Regions from separate parts of the Homo sapiens genome. Here region 1 is linked to region 2. The links are chromatin loops, found by intact Hi-C in ENCODE. Cell type or tissue: endothelial cell of umbilical vein. All regions are shown on one strand. Each heading gives the region's core, and the rest is flanking DNA. Links, peaks and the distances in the headings are about the cores only.

Evidence for each region. A loop is a pair of places that touch in the nucleus more often than their neighbours do. Peaks named below come from ENCODE experiments on the same cell type or tissue, not always from the same donor. Only the 100,000 strongest peaks of a DNase experiment are listed, where the experiment ranks them.
Region 1: a loop joins it to region 2, with 5 times the contacts of the local background. A loop is called at or near these places in 1 of 110 quality-filtered maps.

What each region holds. Positions count from the first base shown.
Region 1 is chr11:49,370,135-49,377,008 of GRCh38, reverse strand. It overlaps the pseudogene NOX4P1. Among named protein-coding and RNA genes, the nearest start is that of FOLH1, 160 kb to the right of the region's middle. In endothelial cell of umbilical vein, for the core only: no CTCF peak of the experiment used is centred there; a DNase peak (open chromatin) is centred at 2,948.
Region 2 is chr11:49,522,633-49,529,506 of GRCh38, reverse strand. No RefSeq gene overlaps it. Among named protein-coding and RNA genes, the nearest start is that of FOLH1, 320 kb to the right of the region's middle. In endothelial cell of umbilical vein, for the core only: a CTCF peak has its summit at 3,053 (motif pointing right); no DNase peak of the experiment used is centred there.

The DNA.
Region 1 (6,874 bases), core at 832-5,831, 150 kb after region 2:
GATAAATATACTAGATGAGGTAATAAAAGAATAGGCATTGCTGAAGAAAAAGTAAACTTGAAGAAAAAGCATTAGAATCTATCCAAATTGAAGCCCACAGAGAACAAAAACTGAAAAAAAAAAAAAAAAAGAAGAAGAACAGAGCATAAGTGGCCTGTGGGACAATACCAACTAGTCAAAAATACATGTAACCGCAGTCCAACATGAGAGAAGACCAAGGGAGAAGAAAAAAAAAAAATAAAAGATCTCATTAAATCTCAAGGAGAATAAACACAAAGGAAACTATACCTAGGCAATTGATAATAAAATACTAAAAACGAGTGACAAAAAGAAAAACAAAAAACCAAACAGACTAGGGGAAAAGACACATTACAAATCATCAACAGAAAATATAAGAATGAAATATAAGAATGAAAGTGAACTTTTTGTCATAAACTGTGTAAGTCAGAAGGCAATGAAGTGATATCTTCAAAGTACTAAAATATAAATCAAGACATCAACTATTATATATCAAGCAAATTTTATGCCAAACAAAAATGATTTTTCAGAAATGAAGATGGAATAAAAACTGTATACAAACAAAAGCTGAAAGAATTGTCAGCAAACCAGCACTATAAAGGACACTAAAGAAAACTACTCAAGAAGTAGGAATATAAAATTAGATAGAAATTTGAATCAACCAAAGGAAAGAAGGACACCAAAATAGTAAAATCTGTCAGTAAATATAAAATATTTATTTTGTCTAATTTCTAATATTTTTAATATATGTTAGATGTTTAAAACAAAAAATACTAATAATGAGAATTATAACATATGTATATGTAAGATGAATGCAAAAATAGCAAAAGGGATGGAAGAAATGGAAGTACATGAAGTGTTACAATATTATTCAAAGTACCAGCCTGGCCAACAGAGTGAGATCCCATTCCTACAAAAAATTTTAAAAGTTAGCTAAGCATGGTGGTATGCAACTGTAGTTCCAGCTACTCAGGAGACTGAGGTGGGAAGAGCTCTTGAGCCCAGGAATTCAAGGTTGCAGTGAGTCTAGATCATGTCACTGCACTCTGGCCTGGGCAACAGAGCAATACTCTGTCTCTAAAAAATAAACATAAACATAAACATAAAAAATAAAATAGGCTGTGATAAGCTAATGATGTATACTGTAAACTTAGAACAATGTTTCTTTAATTTTGGCTTCATCAGAATCATTTTAGAGACTTCATAGAACACAAATAGTTAGGTCTCCCCATCCCTAGTTTCTGATTTGGCAGATCTTGGATAGGGCTCAAGAATTTGCTTTTCTAACAAGATTCCAATTGATGCTGGTCTAAGGAATCCAGTTCAGGAACCAACAACCTAAAGCAATTACTAAAAAGAAAAAAAAAATACAGAGGCATGTCTAACTTTAGAGAAAAAAGTGGAATTATAAAAAATACTCAACCCAAATCAAGGTAAAAAAAGAAAATAAAACAAAGAAAGAACAAATAGATAAGTACAAAGCAATGGTGAACTGCTAGATTTAAAGCCAACTGTATTTTCATTAAATTAAATGTAAATGATTTAAACACCGAAACTAAAAAGCTTCAACATAAAGCAAACACTGATGGAACTGTAAAGACAGATAAATTCATAATTATAGTTAATTATTTCAATACTCTTCTCTCAGTAATTAATACAAGCAGCCAGAAATTCAGTAAGCCTATTGAAAACTTGAACATCACTATCAACCTATTGGAACTAATTGGCATTTGTAGAATGTTCTATCTAACAATAATGGAATACAAATTCTTTTTAAGTGCATATGGAACATTCACCAAGATTGAACATATTCTGGGCAATAAAACAGGTGTCAATACATTTTAAGGGATTAGAATCACAAGGAGTTCATTTTTAGATCAAATCCCAATTGAACTAGAAATTAAGAACAAAAAGATATCTGGAAAATTTCTGCGTTTTTGGAAATTAAACAACATTTTTAAATAACCCATGGGTCAAAGAAAAAACATAAAAAATAAAACATATTTGAACGAGATGAAAATGAAAACAAATCAAAATGTATAAGATTTAGCAAAAGTGGTGTTTAGAGGAAAATGTACAGCATTAAACACTTTTATTAAGAAAAACAGTCTGAAATCAATGACCTATGTTTCCATTTTAAGAAACTAGTAAAAATTAAGAAAAGCTAATTAAACCCAAAATGAGCAAAAGAAATAAAAATATATGAAAATAAATGATGCTATACTTAATAAAATTTAAATTACTACTGAAACATAATGTAGCTTCCATTAAAATGAAAAGAGAATTGAGTCATTTTGTTTCTTTGTATAAACTTTCTGTCAACACCATATGATGGCAATAAGATACCATTATTTTCTTGCTTGGCTTTGACAGGGCAATTGTAGAGTTAGTTTGGCAAGTTTTTCAGATTTCCTAAAGGCACTTCTTAAATACTTGATAATAAAATCAAGTATTAATTATAAAATAAATAATAATAAAATCATTATTTTTAAATCACACAGGATATTATGATTTTTGTGTTTCTTTAACATTTTCTTTTGCAATTATTAACTAGCTTAACTCTCTGATATCCTTTTTGTGTGTGTGCGATTTGAGGATTCCCTAATGTCACTCTCACTAACTTAATGAAATCTTACTTTTTTTTTTCTTTTTCGAATTCTACAAGGAATCTTTGCAATTCATTTGTACTAAATTTGCATTAGAATGCTGCAATCCAACAATTATCTGGAGACCTGTCTACACGACCTTTGATGGAATGAGTGGAGGTACATTCGGGTACTAAGTAGAAAATGTGGTTTGGGGTAGACATTAGAAACTAGTTCTATAAATGTTCATACTTGCTTTTTCATGTAGACTTGTAAACGCAGAATCTTACATAATGAGAACTTAATCACTCCGGAGAGCTTATTCACTCGTTGTATTACAGATCCAGGAGAACTGAGTCACTTGACTCAGGGTCACAGGAGTAAATGTGAGAGACTAAACTTAGTTATTCTTAATTTGTATTGTTTGAAAACACTACAAGGCAGTAAAATAAAGATATAATCTCAAAGATTTCACCCAATCCCAGAGTAGTAATTCTCTACTCAAAAAGCCAAATAAAGTTCAACTTTTCTTTCTCTCTTTGCATCATGCATAAACTTCACAGCTCAAAACAGGATATACATTTTAATTACAAACAATAGGAAACCAAGTTGGGGTTAGATATAATAAATAATTTTCTAATAGTTTATTAAATACTAAATGGTTTACAATGTAATATTTAGAATATCTGTATTTCAACAAAATTAGTTATTAATTCTTTTAGTGTTACAGTTAACATTCTGCTACAGCATTCTTAGTAAACATGGGAGTTTCCTGGAGCACCTCCCTACCTCCCATCTAAGGGGAACATGCTAAAATAAGATTGCCACTCTTTATCTGTGACAAGCTGATTATGACCTGCTGTAAAGCACAATGAACTTGCAGTCAGGACATTTGTGTTCATATCTGCATTCTGGCTCATTAACCATGGCTTTTGATAAATCATTATATTTTGAGGTCCTAGCTTCTTCATTTGTAAAATAAAAATGAAGGCAGGTTGACTCCTAAAGCTCCTTCACTTTCCATGATCATGTAATACCATCATATAATTCAGTTTCTGAATTTAAAAAAAGCAACAAAGAAATGAATGACTGTCACACACATGTGGAAAGTAAATTAATTCTGACTTTTAGTTTTTGTAGAGCAGTACCTAAATGTGCATACCTGTTGAGCCAGCAATTCCAACTCAAAGATCTTAATCTACTGCAATACTCTCACATGAGAAAGTATGTACAAAGATAATTACCACAGCACTATTTTTAACTATAAAGAAATATAAGTAATCTAAATATAAAGAATTAGGGTAGTAGCAGTCATGTTATTCATACTCTAGAATACTTTGAGGTACAATTACACAGAAATTGTCCACGATCGAAAGAAGCACATCATTAAAAAGTTAGTTGGTTCTTCCTAGCAAAGCCAAGAAAAAAATAAAACAACAAGAACAACAAAGTAAGCTGAAGAATTACTTGGCATAGATTCAATTTTTGTTAAAAAACTAAGGTTTTGATTTTAAATATATATCACACACACACATACAAACATATGTTTACATATACTTTCATAAGTACACACACACACACTCTCACACAAACTTACAAAAGCTTCTGTAAGAATACATAACGAAGAGTTACCAATCATTACCTCTGGGCCAGGAGTGTTTAATGCAATTTAAATTTGTATTCTACATAGTATACTAACCTAATGCCTACTGGTAATCATTTTCTGAATGCCTACTGGTAAAAATATGTAATCATTTTCTGAAAGTTAAAAAGTGTTGCCCAACACATGATATTTTAAAATCTTAACTTATATGCCTGTCTTCCCTACTGTTATCTCCATATGTTTTCAGCAATTTGTGTGCATGAGGTTAATCAAAATGCTACATTGTAAATGAAACCATCCATTTACACAGTGCCTTTGTCCAGTTAATAAGACCTGAAGAATGTTGATTCATTCTTTTCCTAAGTATGCTACATAAAAATCCTTCAGAAAATGTAAACACATTTAAGGCACCTGCCTGAGAACAAATACACAAAGTCAAAGTGTTGTACAAAATGTCAACAGCAGATGGTGCACATTTGCTCTTCTTAAACAAGTTTTCCATTTTTTCCAGAAAAAGAACAAACTACTAAATATATACACACACACAAATGGCTCTAAAACACAAACAGCCTAACAAATGAGACTTCTTGAGAACTAACAGTAGGAACCAACAGCCTCAATCTATTTCCCTGTAAATAATCTGCTCTTTAGGGATTTGGTTTCTGAATTCAGCCAAAGAACCTATCAGTTTTCAGCAATATACAATGAAAATCAACAAAAAAATTCTTGTCAGAAGCAGTAAATGGCACTAAAGAGGAACATGTCTGCAATGCATAGCAAGAGACAGATGAGTATGACAAGATTATCACATCTAAGATGGGTGATACTGGAGAAAGATGGGAAAGGAAGATAGCCAAAAGTGGGTTGAAATCATTTTTTTCTAAATTTCAACTCTGAATATTACAAAAAAGTTCTGCTTTGTAAATCATGCTTACATCTTCATCCCTAATACTACAAAAGTGTTTTAAACATGACTGTAATCTGAATCACATGGGTAACATTATTCCTTCATAAATTTTGCTTCCCAGGCTCCATTCTGTAATTTCTAAAACAAAATCTTTGAAGGTAGAGATAGGGATCATCTTGAATCAGTGATTTCTTCAATAAATTATATTCATCCATGATTTCCTAAATTGCATTTTTAAAAAAAAATCCATTTAATAAGCTGGCCTGTGCATTTATAATCAAATATCCTTTTGATGTTTATAAAAATATATTTTTAAAATTATGAAGTGTTCAACTATATAAAGTAATTGAAATGATAACTCAAGCCAGAAGTAAAAATTAATACTAGAGCCTTATAATTACAGAAAATTTTAAAATGAAATATTTAATTTATGTTCATTCTTTTTGCTGAAGTATGATTAGGATTAGGTTAGCAATAAAAACATGATTAGTTCAAATGTAAAAAATTAATTGAATTTTGATAAAATTATATGGGTTAATGGGACAGAAATACAACTTAAATGAAAGAAAAAGAATGATGTAAAACATCCAACTGCTAAAAGAAAAGTTTATGTATTTTTGTAATAAATGATAATATCATCTAGCTATATTTATATTCCAGTGGATATGTTTAAAGAAATTATGTTAATTACAAAATGTCAATATCTGCGATATGTTAGAAATCACATCTTTTACAACTATGTAAACTTATGATGAAACTATTTAGATGTAAACCTAAAAATATGTGAGTGGTTATATAGTTTTCAAAATCTTCTTAGAATTCTTATAGATCAGTGCTCTGCACTATGATAAATTTACAAAAGACAAATGGGCTGGCTGGTCTGTGCCCTAAAATGAAAGCTTTCCTTCTCAGTAATTTCTTCAGATCATAGACACATAGTCCATAAGAACAAGATTCTTTATAAAATTATAGTTTCTAAATAATATTTTTGGAAATATTCTAGGTTTAAAGACGGCATATTACAATGCAGAGGGTTTTTTTAAAAAACAAATAAACAAACAAAAAACATATTCATTATGGTAAAAAAAGGTACAAAAAATGTGATTTTTAAATGAATTCATTGTTAGAACTAATTGTAAAGTTCTTTGTTTGGAAACATGATTTTGAAAACTTTTCCTAGGATCACCTGATATATGCTGTGGGAGCGAATACCCATTTTTAATATAGGCCTATACAAATTTATAATCAGATAGGAGAGTTTAGTTCATAAATACATTATAGACTATTTCTAAGCCAAACTTTAATTATTTGGAATTACAGAAATGTAGGACGATACTTGCCTTACTTCTTCCTTTGATAGTGAAAGAGTGTTTCAGTGAATTTGTCATTTGTAAACTCATTGCCAATTCATTTTCAAACTTCATGTAATTATTTGAAAATATTTTAATTAATTTATTAGCCACATATCAAATTTTTGAGGTATAGTACTTACCCTCTGTTATATTTTGCTATTTCATCAAACAAAAGTTTCCACCGAGGACGTCCAAGAAACAGTCTTGAATTCAGTGCATGATATTTTTCTCCAATTATCTTCTGCCAAAAAGAAAGCACTATATTATTCGAGATTTAGTTAAGTAACCTAGTTCTCTAACATCGTTTCTACTGGTGCTGCGGCTTCCCACCAAATTGCTGTGATATAAAGAATGTAAGTATCAAATGGCAACCTATTACGTAGAATTATTTCAAAATATCGTTTCCTTT
Region 2 (6,874 bases), core at 549-5,548:
TATCCTTACAAATGTTTTTCTAATTATTTTATCAATTATTTTGACAGGAGCATAGAACTCTACAAATATAATTGTGTATTTTCTATTTATTCTATTACTATTTCTTTTTCTATTTTGAACCTTGTTATTCTTTGCATACCCATTTTGGATTATCACATATTCTTATTGAATTTAACCCATCATAATCACATAACCACCTTTGTTTCTTATTCCGAAGTCAATTTGATTATAATTTGGCTAATATTTGCCTGGTATATCATTGCAAATTGAATCCAGCCCTACATTTTCAAAAGTATAAGATATCATTATTAAATAAGTTTAATTTTATAAATCCAGCATTATGTCAGTGGAGATTAAATTACTGGAGAGTAATTTAATTAAGTATATAAACAAAATACAAAAAAGTAATAATTATCTCAACTGACCTACACAAATATTTGACAAAAATTCAAAATTTATTCCTAATAAAAACTCGCACGACAGTAAGAATTGAAGAGAATTTTCTCAAACTATTAAAGTGTATCTATGAGAAAACTCACGTAAGACTGAAGAATTAAATGTTTTCTTTCTTGAAAATCAGAAACAAATCAAAAATATTTTTTCTTTCTAAATCTCTTTAATATTGTACTGGAGATAGATCATTACTAAAACAATATGACAAGATAAAGACAATGTATATGAATTTGAAATGAATAAATGAGTATTTATAGATATCATGATCGTCTATGTAAAAATTCCCACAAAATACACCCCTCAAAAGCTACTAGAACTAATCAGTTTAACAAAATCACAGAACACAAAGTTAACATACAAAATGTAGTTGTATTTTTTTCTACTATCCACGGTGTTATTAAGAGAAGTCAAAAGAGGTGCTTAGCATACAAAATTTAGGATGGCAATCACTTTCAAGGCTGTAGTACTAGCAAGAAACAATTTTAAATTAAAACTTTAAAAATTTTTGCAGTACCATCAAAACCCTAAAATAATTAGTGATGAATCTGTAAGATAAGATATAAAGTTGAAATTATAAGGGTAGAATCAGATTTTTTTTGTTGTTTTGGTAAGAGCTAGTGGTTGGGGAAGAGTAATTCCAAAATTAAACCAGGGAAGATTCTATGTCTTGACCATGGTAGGGGTTACAAAACCTCATACAGTTGGCCAAATTTATGTAACTAAATTATTTAAAAGAGTATATACTGTGTGCACATTGAACATCAATAAACTTGACCTCATCTGCAAAATATGTCAATGAAGAAATATGAATTGCATAAAACCTAGTATTGATTAATCACATCAGATTACTATATTAGTGATTCAAATGAATGTCTTGGTTCAGAATGATACCATGTGGTCACTATCAGCTTTCTCACATTCACCTATTTTAACACACACTATGCTATCATTTATTCATTTGTTCACTAAATCATCCTCACATTTATCTATTCAACAAATCTTAATGTATGTGCTGCAGGACAATCATTGTACGTAATAGAATAACCTAAGGGAATAGATTCAGGGGTCCTTTTATCTGAGTCACAGTTCACCTCTATTTTATCAGTGTGACCTCAGGGAGTTATATTATGTGTGATGCTCATGTTTTTTCATCTGTAAAATAATGTTAATATTTACCTCCATGTAAAGCTCTCTTGGCACAGTGATTCTGTGATATATCGTGTGATTCTCATGTTTTTTCATCTGTAAAATAAGGTTAATAATATTTACCTCTTTGTAAAGTTCTCTTGGCACAGTGTCTGGCACATATACATAATAGAAAGTAAAATATTTTCCCTTCCCTTCCCTTTATGCCAGCATTTCTAAAGTATGACTTCTGTGCTTTTGGTGTCAGAATCACTTGCTATATATTAAAATCTAATCTTTGAGAATATAATTGCAGAAAGTACAATTTATTAAGCATTGAAATTGGGCATGCAATGATCATCTGATGCCCCTAGGCTTCACTTGTTTTCACCTTCTGCCTCCATTCTTTTTTTTTTCCACAAGCAAAATTCCCACCTGCACAATCTCCCTTAACCTCTAAAAACAATTTTAACCTTGAACTATGATGGGTTTTATTTTCCTAAAAGTGTCATCAGAGGGCCTTCTGTATTATTTTGGGGGTGCTTAAGAATTCAGATTTTGAACCTCAATCCAGACCCACTGAATTATAATTTGGGGAGGTAAGAATTCAGGAATCTTCATCTAAATAAGCCTCGCAGGTTATTCTTATGCTCTGTAACATTTGAGAACTTTAGCCAAACCCAACAATCACACTTTCCAAAACTCTGATGATATTTGGGCTCAGTTCTGGCAACCCAATTCATATCTACTGTCCTGTTCCTGGTCCTCACTATCTAAGCAGCAGGACTGGGAGATTTCATTGTATTTTTCCTATGCAGATTTTGTCTCAAACCTGCAGCCCCATGAATGAGGGTTGTTTCCTACTGATATCTCTTTATTCTAAAAGTATTGATTGGGCAACTAGTGGGTGTCAGGTCCTAATATAAGTGAGGATATAGTAGTGACAAAAGAAAAAGCAAACAAAACATGTTTTCCTGGAGCTTAGTTTTTAATAATATAGACAGTCAACTAAGAAAATTAAACAAACATAGCCTGTTAGGTGGTAAAAATGCATTATAGAGAAAAGGGAAACAAGGATGGACGTAGAGATTTGAAGATATTTTAAGCAAGATGACAAGGAAAGGCCACACAAGGAGGAGGTGCTGGTTTACCTGCTGCTGCTTGTGCTTTCTAATATTGCTGAATGAAAAGTAATATTTTCATTGTTATTGACATGCCTACCCTCTTATTGGAAGCATGACAGTAATTTAGCATGTCCCTGGCCTCATACAGCCTGCTTGCCTGGCCCACAACATGAAGTCTCTTGCCATAGCCTTAAGATGTCAGATTCCGTGAATGGACTTGGTTTTCTAGAGCCAGGAGCTGGGTCTGGCTTTGTTTTCTGCCCCATGTCACTTTTCCTAAATTGGCCATTACCAACCACACATAGAATAGATTCACCTGGATTTGAAGGGTTAATTGCAGTGACAGGCTACCACCAGAAGAGGGTAGCAGAGGGTTGCAGAGTAAGAGCTGCTGCTGGCCTAGGTCTTCCCCCTACTGAAGAATGAAGTTGTCTTCAAGCAAATGACTAATACAGTCAGTCAAGAGGTGAGTTCACTGGCTAAAGCAATGGCCTGAGAAGAATGTTATTTATAAGAGCTGGGACTGGTCTTGAATTTCACATGCCTTGGAAGAAATAGGGAGTATAGTGTATCAGAGACGATTCTAGTGCCCTAGGATAATATAGATCTCTAAAGTATATCCCATAACATGAATGTCTACTCTACTATGGCCTCTGTCTATTATTCAGGTTCCTCTCCTGTCATTCCTACCCATTCAACCCCTGTTAAGTTCCACCCAATGAAGAACACAATGGCTTCTAAGCATACCATGAGATCTCAAGATTCAGACCTTACTTTTCTTTCTTTCCATAGTAAACATTTATTAATCTCAAGTCCCTTGCTTAAACTGGGTATATAAAACTGAAGCCTCAGTTCATTCCCTTATTTGGGAATAACATGAAGGTGGGACCCAAGACCACCTCTGGGGTTTATCGCTGCAATTCCAGGGACTAGCACAGTACCTGGTACCTTATAAACACTCAATAATTTTTATTGCAAAATTAATCAGTTTATTATATGAGGTAATTAACACAAATGGGAATTATTACAGTTCTTCTTTCTTGAAAGGGCAGCAGGATGACAAATTTTATTTCTACCTTCTGCTCTGCAGAAACCAGATATAATACCTCCTCTGTGAGGCATACCTAGCAGGAAGCCTCCCACATATTGAATGCTTTGAGCAGTCCCCTGACAGTGATATCAAGCAGATAAAGTTGAAAATGTATTAGAGGGAAGCAGTATTTTCTTAAAATGATCATCACTCATGACCCTTGGTTCAAACCAGCCCAGAGGTCATCCTTGTCCCTTGTGTTCCTCAGGGCCAGGACACTGCCACCTGTCAACTGCAGCAGATTTGCCGGCATCTCTCTCAAAACAAAACTAACAGGAATTCTGGTTTAAAAGCCACACAATATTCTTACCATCTAAAGCCGAAAAAATAAAACAGAGAAAGGAATAAGGATTGAGGTGTTTTTTTTTTCCTTTCCGACAATGTTGTAAAAACAAACAAAATAAGACAAAAAAAAACATTTATCTTTCTTAAACTTTATAAGATACCTGTAAAAAGGTATTATTTTAATTATTATCATTTGCCTCATTTCTGAGAGGTATTGAAATAAAGGGATGTAAAAAGGCTTGTTTGGGTCAACCACTGAGGTCTTTTCATTTTAGAGCCCAGGTTTGTTTGTTTGTTTGCTTCTCTTCTGCCATGTTGCCTCAATTCAATTTAGTGTAACTCATGTATTGTGTTTTATAACTTACAAAGTGTGCCAACACTGATTTTCTAGCTTATCCATCATAAGTACCCTATTGTACAGATAAAATACTAGTTCTATCTTTGGACAGATAAGGATACTGAAGTCATAACAAGAACACATGAATTTTGACTGTAAATATGGTCTTCCTTGAACAAATGGGCCCCCCTTGCAAAATGATTCAGTCTGCTTAAATTATAACCTAAGAATAGGCCAAAAGCAGGTCTTTGCAAGGTGAAATCTGTCCTTTTAGTCTAACATGGGTGCTTAAACTGCAACTCAAACTTGTGCAAATATAAGGCAGTAAAAACTTATACAAAATTGCATTTTCTTTATTCAAAATGCAGAAAAGAAAGCAAAAATCAACATTGTCATTTAATCACAGTCCCCACTGCTCTCTCGTGTATTTGTGTTGGGGAGGGAGGTTGTGGATAGCATTAGTATCATTATTATCAGATAAGTAGAGGAAGAATACAGACCAGGTGGAATTGGCCCAGTTGTTTGGCAGAGTGAATTAATGAGTTTTGGGTTGTTTAAAAAAAAAAAAAAGTAAACGTTAGTGCTTACTTTGGTGATAGGGTCTCATAAGGATTAAATTAGTTACATAAGAAAATTAGGGGAATACATTTGGTTTTACTTGAATTAATACCAGGAGGTAATAAAGGGAAATTCCCACAATAGCAAAGAATGATCCTTTGGCAAACCTAAAATCCAAATTGAAACATGACTATGAGAACTGACCTTCCTCATAATGTCAGCAATATTAGAGAGAAACTCAAGTATGGAACGTGGGGTTCAAGCTAATGCAATGCAGAAATTAAGAAGTAGGGAGAGCCTAACTGAGATATAGATTATACTTGAAAATCGCAAGATGACTAGTCAATTTTTATTGAGCAATTATTGTATGCCAGTCTTATTTAATGCATTTCCCATACATTTTTAATTTAATTATCACAATTCTACTAAGTAAATACAATGATCATCAACAGTGTACAAATGAACATTGAGGCTTAGAGATATTAATTTTTTTCTCAAAATCCCACAGGAAATAGAATCAGGCTGGGAATAGTTAGGTGTATCTGATCCAACTGCCTGTGACCTTAATTATTCTTCTTCATAACTTCAAGAACCTGGAAATATAATTTATAGCAGAAACTTTTTATCTCTAAATTATTCATTAATTTATATTCAACTCTGTCACATAGAGTTAACAAGACTTCCAAAAATTATGCTAATAAAGCCATTGCTTAGGAAGCTTCCTTATTATCACCACTTAAATTATAATCAAAATGAGCTATTTCAATGAAATTATCTCACAGTTTGCAAGTTTCTCTTCATTATACCCAGGAACCAAATGCATATGTCAAGGAAAAGCTTAGGTGAGACTTTCCTATTTAGCTTTTAGAAATGTTGACTTTCCAAGGACAAATTGGTATTATAGAATTGTTTAACAACTCTCAGATTATTTGCATCTATACAATGGAAGTGTGAAGCAGCTTCCATATGCAAAGAGATAATGATGGTTCTGTACCTACAGCTAGTTTGAAAATGTTCATTTCAATAAGCATGTCCTCTGTGACTGGGTGTGGTGTCTCACACCTGTAATCCCAGAACTTTGGGAGCCGAGGCGGGAGGATCATTTGAGGCCTGGAGTTCCAGACTAACCCAGGGAGCATAGTGAGATCCTGTTTCTATAAAACAAAACAAAAAATAAGTATGTTCTCTGAGTTGGGCTGTGATTGGTTGTGGCACTGGGGATGAGGGGAAAGGACTAAAAATAAAGGTAACATTTGAACCCTATCCAGGAAGAATGTATGCTTCGAATGAAGAGACTAATTTATTACATATTAAATAACTGATAATTTTTTCAAGAAAATTCACTAGGGAATGATAATATGTTGCTTTCATGATGTAAATGGATACCAATTCCTGAGTGATTTCTACTGCCAGGCACTATGAAAGAAAATTTTCATAGACTATTGTATTTAATCCTCACAACAGTTCTATAAAGTATTTATTATTTACTTTCATCTTATGAGTGAGGAAACCCAGATTCTGTCATGGTCATGGATATTTTGGGAATGAAAGGTATGGGCTTTCAGTTTGAGTGTATGAAGTTCTTGGCTTCCTCTCTTTCAATCTGGGATCCAGTGGGTCTTTGAAATATTATCGTCTAGAACAAATATGAAATTACTTCCACCTATCAAAATCATATAATGTCTTACAGTGCCTGCTATGTCTTATTCACTCTAAAATTGCCTTGTTGGATGATCAATGTATCAGTTAGGAGTGTTTGGGGATGCAGGTAAAGAAAACCTGTTAAACGATGACTTAAGTGACTTAAGATACATGGATTACAGCTCTCACATAACAAGCAGTCTGGCAGCAAGATGCTGCCAGTATGGTTAAAAGATTCAGTGAAAGCTGAGCCAACATTAT